Linked DNA regions of Homo sapiens: region 1 is linked to region 2. Evidence: chromatin contacts called from ENCODE Hi-C data. All regions are on one chromosome and are shown on one strand. The core of a region is the stretch at or near the end of the contact, and the rest is flanking DNA. Distances in the headings are between cores, read along the strand shown.

What was found. Hi-C counts contacts between places; a loop is a spot of excess contacts on that map. Pooled maps may share reads with other maps.
Region 1: a pooled map shows a loop between it and region 2 (2.1-fold over the local background). The contact joins two enhancer-like sites. A Hi-C loop is called at or near these places in 3 of 168 maps with a recorded cell type or tissue (Right ventricle myocardium inferior, astrocyte of the cerebellum and posterior cingulate gyrus) and 2 of 50 pooled maps.

The regions. Positions count from the first base shown.
Region 1 is chr6:164,065,582-164,071,526 of GRCh38, reverse strand. No RefSeq gene overlaps it. Among named protein-coding and RNA genes, the nearest start is that of QKI, 650 kb to the right of the region's middle. RefSeq lists an enhancer at 1,476-2,675. Within about 2 kb of position 2,010, at least 6 of the 41 ENCODE cell types and tissues checked have a DNase peak (open chromatin) inside an H3K27ac peak, as active enhancers do.
Region 2 is chr6:164,007,191-164,013,066 of GRCh38, reverse strand. The region is part of intron 4 of LOC105378102 (a long non-coding RNA gene); the gene reads right to left. Among named protein-coding and RNA genes, the nearest start is that of QKI, 600 kb to the right of the region's middle. Within about 2 kb of position 2,531, at least 3 of the 41 ENCODE cell types and tissues checked have a DNase peak (open chromatin) inside an H3K27ac peak, as active enhancers do.

The DNA.
Region 1 (5,945 bases), core at 761-3,260, 59 kb before region 2:
TGTCTTTGGAAACACTGCATGAGATTTATACCTTAGGAGCTATGCTTTCACTCATCCACTAAAATCCATACTATGTAGAAACTGTTATGATATTCAAGACATCTGCACACTACATGTCATTAGGTTCAGCACCCTTGTGGAACAGGTTAAGTCTTTTGGTGGAAGCACAAGCTAATGAGGCAAGGTGATGGACAGATTCCCCACAGGGCTGAAAGAGCTTTTCTCAGCAGCACAGCACAGCCTGGACTCCTGACCCAGCCCACATGGCTCAAGAGGAGCCTTGTAGCTTAACCATTTCTGTGTTGTCTCTCCTCTTCCCCTGGATGGGAGCCCCTTGAAGGTAGGGACTGCTGGGGTTCCTCTCTCCATCCCAGTACCCAGGATCCCAGGTAGATGCTCAGTGTTGCTTGTAAATGAGTACAAATGAATACATCAGTTGGAGTACGTGTGGAATAGCAATTCTGAGTATATGCCCAGAGAGCCACTCATAAGGGGAAGACAAGTGACTTACTCTTTATCCATGCAGTAAGCAGAAGCATATTTGTCAGTGTGACCTCATTTACTGTCCCTACAGCAGAAACACTCCTAAGACTCTCCCCCAACAAAACATATTCAGGTTTCTGTCTCAAAAAATTCATATTTTGGGTCAAAAACTATTCTGTTCATGATAGTAGCATGAAAACAGTCATGCTTAAATGTTGATTATTTCATTCTTCACATATGTTTTCAAGCAATCTTAAATAGGCCTTTAAGTAAACATGGTCTCAAAGAATTGATTTCAAATTGTACGATAGGAATTGGAAGAGGAAAATGACAATGGACGTGGCATTTTACAACCTCATCTGCAACAGTTACAGGTCTAAATTCAATAGCGAGTCCCTCTCCATTTGTATATTGTAATGGGTACACCTGAAAAAGGCAGCAAGAAAAAGAAATTAAAGTCTATTAATAACTAACGCATAGGTTTTTAATGTAGGACATGGGCTTTCAGGATCTTACATTAAAAAAACACACTTCCTCAATGCTTCAAATTCTCTAAACTTCTTACATTACAATTTTATTCTATGAAAAGAAACCTTACTTTTAGTACCTGAGTTCTCAAAATATTTTAAAAATTCATACAAATTTCTAAAGAAAGGTATTAAAGAAAAACTGTTTTCTCTGTACAAGAATAAAATCGTAGGCATGTTTCTTTCCAACTTTTCACACTTGCTTTTTATTTTTGTCTTTTGTACTTTTGCCAACAAAGGAGAAGCTCTTTCTGCAACTGCTCGTCTTTCTACTACAACCAGGTTAGCCCTACGGTGCCACTTTTTAAAATATCAACTGACCGGTATTGAGTGCTGATAAGTTGTGCGGTATTGCTTTGACACTACTTCTTCTGCAAAATTAAGCTAATTCTTTAAAAATTAAATATCAAGTGGTTCATAATAGGGTACAATTATTAAAACAAGCAGTTTGTTGATTATTTCTTCCTGCTTCCATGGAAGAATCAAAGTATTCCAAATAGAAAGCTCTAATTCTCATGCCCCTTATGTAAAAAGCTCCTGCGGCCAGTAAAGGGTTACTGACCCAGAACAAACACATTAATAAGCTTTAGTAATTATATTTGGGTCATTTTATTTTAAACCATGAAATCAAAAGCTCTGTTCACATTAGTGCATGAGTTGCTGTAACTAGCCACTGGGACTTCCTTGATACACAAGCCATCTGTGAATGTGCTCAGAATTTTTTCATTCTAGACACAAAAGTTTCATCTGTCTCCTTTTTAACCTACTAGTCATCTTGTTCCCTCTCCAGGGCCATACCCCGACAAAACCTCTCAACATTCCTTTTGCAGATAATTGGGAGATTTCATTGGGATGAACAAAAAGGAAAGAAGCTTCTGATGCGTTGGCATCCACTGTCTTTCAATTAAACCATTCAGCGAGAGGCCAAGGCCTACCCCATCCTGTGCAGTCAGGAATGGCTGGAGCATCGTCGGAAACCGTGGGCGCTGGGCCAGGGATGCCGGGGAATGACATCATTTCATTGTGTTCGCATGACCATGGAAGGCCTGTGTTACACACACCGGATGAAGTCACCAGAATGCTAGGGAACAGAGAAAGCCAGGGGTAAGAATAAAGAAACCCTTGGCAAAGGCTTGGGAGACAGGAAGGTTGAAAAGAGGGGCAGAGAGGAGTCTGTGTTTATTGTCAGTGGTCTGGCATTCTGGGTTTGAAAATAACATCTGCTTCACTCGCTGCCTTCCCTCCACCTACCCACGGGCTCTGGGACCCAGGAACCTCGACGGAGCAGAAACCCGTAGGCGCCATCGCTGGGATATTTGCCAGTTACAGCTCATTTTTCTCCATGTCAGGATACAAAAAAGAGAATGGAAGAAGGGAGCTTGATACACATATATCTTAAAACTCTTATTTTGTCAAAAAAATGTACAGTTTTAGCAGCGGCACTTTTTTAAAAAAGAAATGTTATTTTTCTCACAATCCTTCTTATATTCCTGGAAATATTTTCTATATTCCTCAAAAGGCAAATATTTACTTAACTCAGGTTTTATAAACTGGAAATAGATTGCCTAATAATGAAGAAAATAAGAATATACAAATGTATGAATATGAAATATATATGAGATATTCATATCTATATGGAAGAAGACCAAAAGTGTATTAATAATGAAGCAAATAAGGATGTACATACATATATATATGGAAACAAAAAGTAGATTAATTTTGCAGAGTATAATTTTACCCTTACATACTCCAGTGTGTATTATGCAACAATAGGAAAATCTTTTTCCATAACCACAGTGGAGTTCTCCACTTGAGTCACTTTCACGTTGATACAGCACAGTATCTGATCCACATCTGTATTCCATTTTGCAGTTGCCCGATAACGTCCTTTATAACTTCTGTTCCCTCCAGGACAGGATCCAGCCTAGAGTCAGATACTGCATTTAGTTGTCACGCATCTTCAGTCTCCTTTTATCTAGAACATTTCCTCAGCCTTTTTCTTTTACAACGTTGAAACTGTTGAAGAATATCGTGCCCCTCCCCTTTTGTTAGTAGGCAGGTCCTCACTTTGGGTTTGTCTGTTGCTTCATCGTGATTGGATTCAGGGAGTGCATTCTTAGCTGAAACACTGCAGAGGTGACGGTGCGTCCGGGGAGTTACACCTGGAAGCACGCAGTGCTCCTCTCTTCCTCATCTATGGTGTTAATTTTGATCGCTCAACCAAGGTGTTGTCCAATTTCTCCACCTCATTATTTTTTGAACTGAACAAGCAGATTGTGAGGAGATATTTTGAGCTCCTCGTCAAAATTTCCTCTTAAATTTGCCATCCACTGATGATTCTTGTCTGATCCAATTTTTATTCTAACACACGCAAAACTCCAGCACTGTCTCCACATTTCCCACATGGCCTGCCACTGTGAGGAAGACCTCGCCCTTCTCCCTTATTTGTTTATTTGTTTACCCACTTATTTATCTATTACTGGATTGCTCTTGTGATCTTGGTGCTCAAATGCGCATACGGTGCTGAAATAAATTTATAGTAACTTTGTGCTTTAGTTTTTAAAAATAATTAAATTACATATGTGCACATATATACATATCCACATAAAGTGTGTGTGCATGCACATGCATGCGTGTGTGTGCATGCACATGCATGCATGTGTGTGTGCATCAACCTAAGGGCCACAAAGCAACACAAAAAGAAATTCATATCATGTGACCCACATGCTTAAAAAATTATTAATAACTCACTGGGTCTTATAAATGGCATTCTACCAATTTTGAAAATGTATGTTGGCATAAGCAAAACACATTGAGATTATTACCAACCTAAACAATCCCTAGTCTGCACAAAATACAAAGAACTGTGGTAAAATGAAATGGCGACTAGTCCATCTTCCACTGTGGGCCATGGAGGACGCTTCTGGGAAAGACATTAAAATCTCCATAATTATTATTTAACATGTATTCGGCACCATAAACGTACACAGAGAAGTGTGATAAATGAAGCTGTGCCCCATCAGTAACAGTGTCTGCCCTGAGGAGTTGAGAGCCTGGAAAGATGGCATTCATACGCCTAATTGGGCAGTCCTGCACCCTAGGGAGAAATATCTTCTTGAAAGGATATGTTGCTTTCATGATACATTTAGGAGCCTATAGGTGAATTATATAAATTACTCCTTTTATAAATTACTCTTCAACATGATTATTGAAATAGCATAAATAAAAAAGAAATTTACCAACACAGCCTAGTGAGAAAGGTAATCTGTGTTATCAAGTAACCCTCAGAGGTTTAAAACTGCCAAACTGAACCCCTTCGCCTGCTCCTGTACCCCAAGGGCAGGCTGAGTTAACAAACCCTGTTGATTTATGTATCCAGCTGCAGAGAGGCCAAATCTCTGCTTTCCCCTGTGCTCCACATTAATGAACAGGGATGGAGCAGTGAGATGAAAATCAGGAATTGGAAGCACACCAGTGACTGAGTAAACTTAGGTGAATGTGCGACCCTTCCTGAGCCTGTCTCTGAAACACTACCAGTAGCCCTCAGCCCCTCTCTGTATCAAAACTTGATTTATGTGAATAGCTCAAGTCTGCCTTTTCTATATAATTTGAAAAGCATGCGTACTTAATAAAGTTTTGGGAATTTCATTCGGAACATCATCCCAAAACTTTGGTAACGCTTGGCTTTTACCCCATTTACTTTAATATAAGGAAGAGAACCGCTTAATACTAAGAACCACTTAATAATAATCTCTTTCCATAGTACCTATTTTCAGTAAAACAAACAAAATAAAAAACAGAAACGCTGTCATATAAACTTCCTATTTCTCTCACTTTTTAACATATTCAAGATAAAGCTAGACACTCTGGAGATGCCTAATAACACTCGATTTGGGATATCCGCCAAGATGTGCAGCCTTAGAGGGCCAGCTTTACTTTTAACATTTGCACGATGCCTCCCTTGGGAAATTTTTCACCTCTCACAGCCCTCTCCTTGGCCTACCCTCTCTCTCAAACCTGACATCATCCTCACTCCAAACTTTTAACAGCTTGGAATTTTGTTTGGGGAAAGAAGAAGAGCTGAACGTCTCTGCCTTGACTTAAGCAGGAATTTGGAGTTTGTAGGCGTTTACCCTTTTAACAGTGAAGCACCAGCAAGCACCAAAATCTACAGTATTTCCTTCTATATGAACCATTTTTTAGGGAAGCCAACCTCCTTCAATTTGTTTTCTTTAAAGGAAAGGGAAGTAACAAAAAGACATATTATCCCAATCTGTGGTAAAAAATACACAGGGACATTGGCTTTCATGTTTCTGGACTTCTCAGTTCTCTCTTATTCTAACTTTATCCTTGGATATGGGACATGCTGTTGAATCTCTTAAGGAAGTGTGTCAGGAGAAAACTCAGAGAGGGTCATGGAGGTACCCCTGGCCCTAACCAAGCTACAAGAACTGTTTCCTTTTATCTTCTAAATCTTTCTTACTTTAAAAAGAAGGATTAAAAACTCTCTCTTCACTTGGTTTTCCAGCAAGAAAACTTTTTCTCCTATAAAACAAATAAACTTCCTACTACTTTTTCCATTATACCTATTGGCTTTATATCATATGTATCGTGTACATATGTATCATATATATCATGTAAAACATGATGTTTTGAAACATATACATTGTGGAGTGACTAAATCTACATAATTAACATCCATTACCTCACATAATTATGACTTTCGTGATAAGAACATTTTACATCTACTCTCTTAGCATTGTTCAAGAACACAATATATTACTATTAACTATAGTCACCATGTTGTATAGATCTCCTGAACTGATTCCTTCTGTCTAACTAAGCTTTTGTACCCTCTGACCGACATCTCCGTGACATCCCCTACAAATCACCCCAACCTCTGGTAACCAGCATTATACTCTCTGCTTCTATAAA
Region 2 (5,876 bases), core at 1,282-3,781:
GAAAATCCCTGTCTTGTTCTGTTCCTTTCTGATTACTGGTGCATGCAGCCCCTACTCATGTACCCCCTGCTTGCTCAATCGATCACGACCCTCTCACACGGACCCCCTTAGAGTTGTGAGCCCTTAAAAGGGACAGGAATTGCTCACTTGGGGAGCTCGGTTGTTGGAGACATGAGTCTTGCCGAAGCTCCCGGCCGAATAAAGCCCTTCCTTCTTTAACTCGGTGTCTGAGGGGTTTTGTCTGCCGTTTGTCCTGCTACACTATCACTTCTTATCTGTGTGAACTTGAGCAAATCACTTGAACTCTCTGAGCCTCAGTTTCTTATCTGCGTAGTAAGGAAAATAATAAATCAGTGATGGCTGATTGCCCGGGTTTAAATGACATAATTGACTAGAACAGTGCTGGGATATAGAAAGCACCGTATCAGGAATTCTTCTCGTTAAAATGATATACCATATTCTGTACTAGGCATTTGAAATAGTAAGACCAAGTCACCATTTTCAAGGAACTTATATAATAGCACATTAAGGAAATATGTAAGCAATTAAAAATAATGCAGCATTAAAAATTTTGGCATACAAGTCCAAAAACAAACAACAAAACACCTACAAAGTCTCCAATAAACTTAGGAATTCTCCCAGAACACAGCAGTGAGTTCCTCTGCCCCCTTTACTTGAGCACATACATGTCTGGTTGCAATTCCATTCATTCGTTTTTGTTTTTGTTTTCTATTCATTTGTTTATTCACTCTTTCAGTCATTTTTTATGAATCAAATATTCACTGATTAATTATCTATTTTCTCAACATGTGTGAATCCAAACACAATCACTGCTTCCTGTGCACACACGGCTGGCTTTCTCTTCAATTCTGTCGTCTTCATATACCTTCTCTAAGACAGTTCTCCCTGACTTCATACCTTTTTTTTTTTTTTTTTGGACTTGTATGCCAAAATTTTTAATGCTGCTTTTATTTTTAATTGCTTACATATTTCCTTACTTACTATGAGTTCCCTGAAAATGATGTCTTGGTCTTACTATTTCAAAAGCGTAGTACAGAATATGGTGTATCATTTTAACAAGAATTCCTTATATAGTGCTTTCTATATCCCAGGCACGGTTCTAGTCAATTATGTCATTTAAACCTGGACAATTACCCATCATTTATTTATTATATTCCCTACTACACAGATAAGACACTGAGGCTCAGAGAATTCAAGTGACCTGCTCAAGTTCACACAGATAATAAGTGATAGAGCCAGAATTCAAGCCCAGTTGACTGGGTCCAAATTCCATCCAATAAATATGACACTATACATTCTCACCATTCATCGAATAAATTAATATATTGTTAATACCCATTGGCCTCACAGGAATGTGGAGAGGCATAATATACAATAATTTCATCCCATTTATAATATACTCAAAGGGCAGAAATTTCCTAATGATCTCCAGATTCCGAAATTCTATTTTATGCAGAATTTTAATAGTTTATATCTGTTTATTATATAATATCTCATATTACACTAATTACACAACTCTTTGGGGCCATTCCATGATAAACTTCTCCACTGAAATGAACATATTTCTTATCTCCTGAGTCCTGCTCTAATTCTCCTTCCAAATCAGTCTGCTAAGTTTAACTTGTAAATAAATTTACTTGAATGGCTCAGGTTTTCATCGGAGAAAAAAAATTGCAATTAGGTGGAAAATTCATGATTTTTGAAATGAGAAATAAATCTCAAGGTGTAGTCTTGATTGAAAATATTTCCACGAGTAAATGGACAAATAAAAAATGTGCTTTCCACCTTTATTATTCACTGAATATTGACTAAATAAATGCTGAACTGTGGGCTGTTCACAGATTAATTTGCCAGTTCAATGTGCAAACTCCTCTGAGGCTTCCACAAGCTGGACTCAGTCCTCGGTTAATTTCATTACAGCTTGAAGAGACTAGATAAAAAGGAAGATGAATGATACTTGAAATTAGTATTTCCTCCTCCAGGGCTAATCTACAAATCAGGTATTATCAATTTCTTATCCTGTTCCCAAATCAAATAAATTCAGAGATTCTATCCTGGCTGCATTTGAAACAGAAATCCCCAGTGACCCAAGACTCACAGCTGTGGTTCACTTGCTCCTTCCCCAACTTAGAAACAGATTCATTAATTTGGACTTAGATTTCAGCCTTGGCTCCCATTGAAGGGGAGGGGTGGGAGCGAGAGCTTGGCAACTTCCTGAAGACCTGGAGGAGTTAGACCTAAATACATCAGTGCTTCCTTTTATAAGATACAATAGGAACTTGTGAGGATTCCTTCTTTATTGGTCATTTAATTTTCCTCTTTTTAAAGGCATTCTTTGGTAATGTGGCCCCCTTAGCATCTTAAATATCTTGCATGCTGTTACAAAGACACCATTCAGGGCTTTGCGGGCCAGAGCACTGTGGTATCACAAACACAGGAACTGGGAAGCTTCGGAGTGTTCCCAAGGCAGGCCTCCACGGCTACAGACAGTTGGCAGAGGGCAGCCAGGCTCTGAGAATAGAAGACAACATGAATGCATCGGAAACAAAGGGCCGGGGGAGGCTGGACCCATCTTCACTGGGGATAGAAAGCTTTCATCCACAAAACCACCTAGTTCTGTTCTTGTTCATTCCTCCTTTCTCTTATCTTCCCATCGGCATTCCTGAATAAGCCACAGTGCTATACACTGTAGAAATTCTGTAAAACACAGAAATGTGACTTTGTCAGGGAACCTGGAACGTACCTTGGCGGGTTATCCACCACATTTGCTACTTTTATTGGCAAAGTAACCTAGGATATAAATACGTGTTTTATCAAATGAAAAGCCGAGTTTAACTTCTGGATGACATATCCTTGAGACCACGAAAGTTCTGTCATTCAATGGCAGTAATATTGTGACAGTAATATCACATTGGCTCACCTACCCCCTTCCCTCCCCGCACATAAAAAGTTCGGAAGGCTAAATGACAGGCCATGATTTGAAAATCAAGAGGTCTTAAAAATAATTGACTTCATGTAATTATCAGTAAGTGGATCCAAAAGTCCTCAATGATCAATTAACCACTGATCCACTGATCGACGATCAATTAACCACTGATCCGCTGATGGCAATTTAAACCATCCACCAAGAGAATAAAACAGCATCTGCTTTCTCTTTATCTAAAACCAAGACAGGAGCCTTACTGTCCTTTGATATTATATTATTGTATATGGCATATTATTTCCAAATAATACAATTGCTACACAGCATTGTTACAGTAACTAAAACAGGCTATTCAATCATGCTTGTTCAAAAGTAAAGAATCACTAGCATCTTTCTCACAGGATAAAAGGAAACTGCAGAAACCCGGGTTCTCTGATGGCAATACTCAACAAAAAGCCATTTCTTTTGAGAGTCCCATTTAATCCGGGTCATTGAAAGGCAGTGGGCATTAGAAATTTAGAATTTCAGCCGGGCATGGTGGCTCACGCCTGTAATCCCAGCACTTTGGGGGACCAAGGTGGGTGGATCGCTTGAGGTCAGGAGCTCGAGACCAGCCTGGCCAACATGATGAAACCCCATCTCTACTAAAAACACAAAAATTAGCTGGGTACAGTGGTGCAGGCCTGCAGTCCCAGCTACTCAGCAGGCTGAGGCAGGAAAATCGCTTGAACCCAAAAGGCAGAAGTTGCAGTGAGCTGAGGTAGTGCCACTGCATTCCAGCCTGGGCAACAAGAGTGAAACTCCATTTCAAAAAAAAAAAGAAAGTAAAGAAATTTAGAATTTCACTTAAACCCAATAACCATGGCAGAGAATTTGACTTATGAGAAATATTAACGAAGCCTAGAAAACTAGCCTTAAAATCCCCAAATTTCCATTTGCTCATTCAAAACAAGTTCCAGATAAGCAAAGTGGAGAATTTCTCCTCACTCAACTACCAGTGCCCACATGTCTTTCTAAGCTTGTGCTTAGCTTGCAGCTTTTATAAGATTCTTCCCTGAGGCTGTTTCAAAGCTGGAGGTTCCATACAAAGACGTAGGCAGCTTCCCCCGAAGACCATCTCTCAGATCTCACTGGCATTCCAGCTCATCTTTCCTCCGAGAGATGATTGAGCATTTGTTCTGGCTCACTGACTCCATCAAGTCCTGGAACTTCTGAGTGAGATGGTTTTCAGCTTTTCCGACCTCTGCAGGGTACTCTTGCCACCTCCATTCCAATGTCCCTCACCTGTGGAGTGCTGACTCTCACCTGGACAGCGCAGGATGCGAAGGGCCAAAAGATGCAGCAGGAAGAGTCCTGTTCCCCTCCACTTGCTCTCTGTGACCTCAGGAAAGAGCACTAATCTCTCTGATTCTCAGCTTCTCATCTTTACGACGGATGTAACAGCACCTACTGCCTGTATCACAGGGTCATGTCGAGGCTTAAAGAAGACCATGCTTAGGCACTTCACGGAGCCCTTTGCACAGAAAAATGGTTGCAGATGCTATGATTTGGAGACTCATGAGACTTGAAAATTAAGAAAAAGGAAAAACGATGATTGAGCTGAAAGATGAAAATGCACAATTACAAAAAGTCTTGTCATAGACCAGTCATTCTGCTCTGCAAAAGCTATGAAAGTTTGTTCTCACTCATTATTGTTGTGATTCATGTTCCAAGACAATGCCTTAAACCCATGTGGAACAAGGTGGAGTCGAAATAATGAAATGCTAGGTGCTGAGGAGGCACATGAACAATCTGGAAAGTAAGGCCACTTGTAGGTCTGCACCCCCTGCTAGGTGTGCTTTGCATGCATTTTCATAAGCGCGAAAAAGAAAGGCAGCCCAAACCAGAGGTCACGTTAGTTACCAGAAGTAATGAAGGCAGGTCTGAGAATTGCAGACGGCACTGCAGGGATCCAGTCCCTGCCCTCTGGACACTTGCAATTCAAGGAGGACAGCAGTGGCTGAGACGGCAGCCAAAGACAGACATGCGGCGTTGAGTCACCAGGAGGCTGGCCAGGAATGTGCAGGGTGGGAAGACTCAGTGTCAGGGTATTTTAGGTAAGGGTGAGTTTATGACTGAATGCATGGCCAAAGGGTTGGATGTTCAGACTGGGTGAAAGTTGGAGAAAGAGCATACTCTGGCATTTGCTGTGAACCCAAGAGGACCCTGCAAATTGAGTATCATTCTGAACATTGAGAGAGTCCAGTAAAGGAGAAGGTGTAGGTCGAGGTAGAACAATTCTACATCACTCCTGAGGAACTGTAGAAGCCCTGACTGTCAAAGGAGCTGAGAATAAGATTGGGTGGTGATGGGCTGCACAGGTGCCACCAACCCTGCCCTCTCCACCATGCTGGGGCCCAGGAGTGATAAAAAAAAATTCATTGGGGCAAGCTGGGCCATTTTAAAGGACTCTACAGAAAAGAAATGAGTAGGAAATGAAACTAGCCTTGGGACTTCAAGCACAATGGATGACACCATCACCTAAACTGTCCATTAAACTTTCCATTAAAATGCTCTGAATTGGAACTCATATCTAAGAGTGGGCTATTTGTGGCTAGTTTTAGTGGATCAGCGTGAGCAGGATGTTTTGGACTCTGTCTCCAGATGCTGCAGATGGTTTGGGCATCTCTGCCTCCACAGAAGCTCTGGGTCAGGAGACCTCACTGATGTTTGTACAAATCTCCCAGGGCCAATCCCCACTCTGGGGTCTATATCTTCTGGCCTGGGTAGATGGCAGAACCAAAGGAGGGCATGTTGGTTGCTGGAAGTAACTACACTTTAGGTAGCAGCAGAATGTTCACTCCCTTCCTGGACTCATGAGCCAGGTACAGCCCTCAACCCTCAACCATCATGGGAGAAGGCTGAGGGCTGTACCTGGCTCATGGGTGATGGG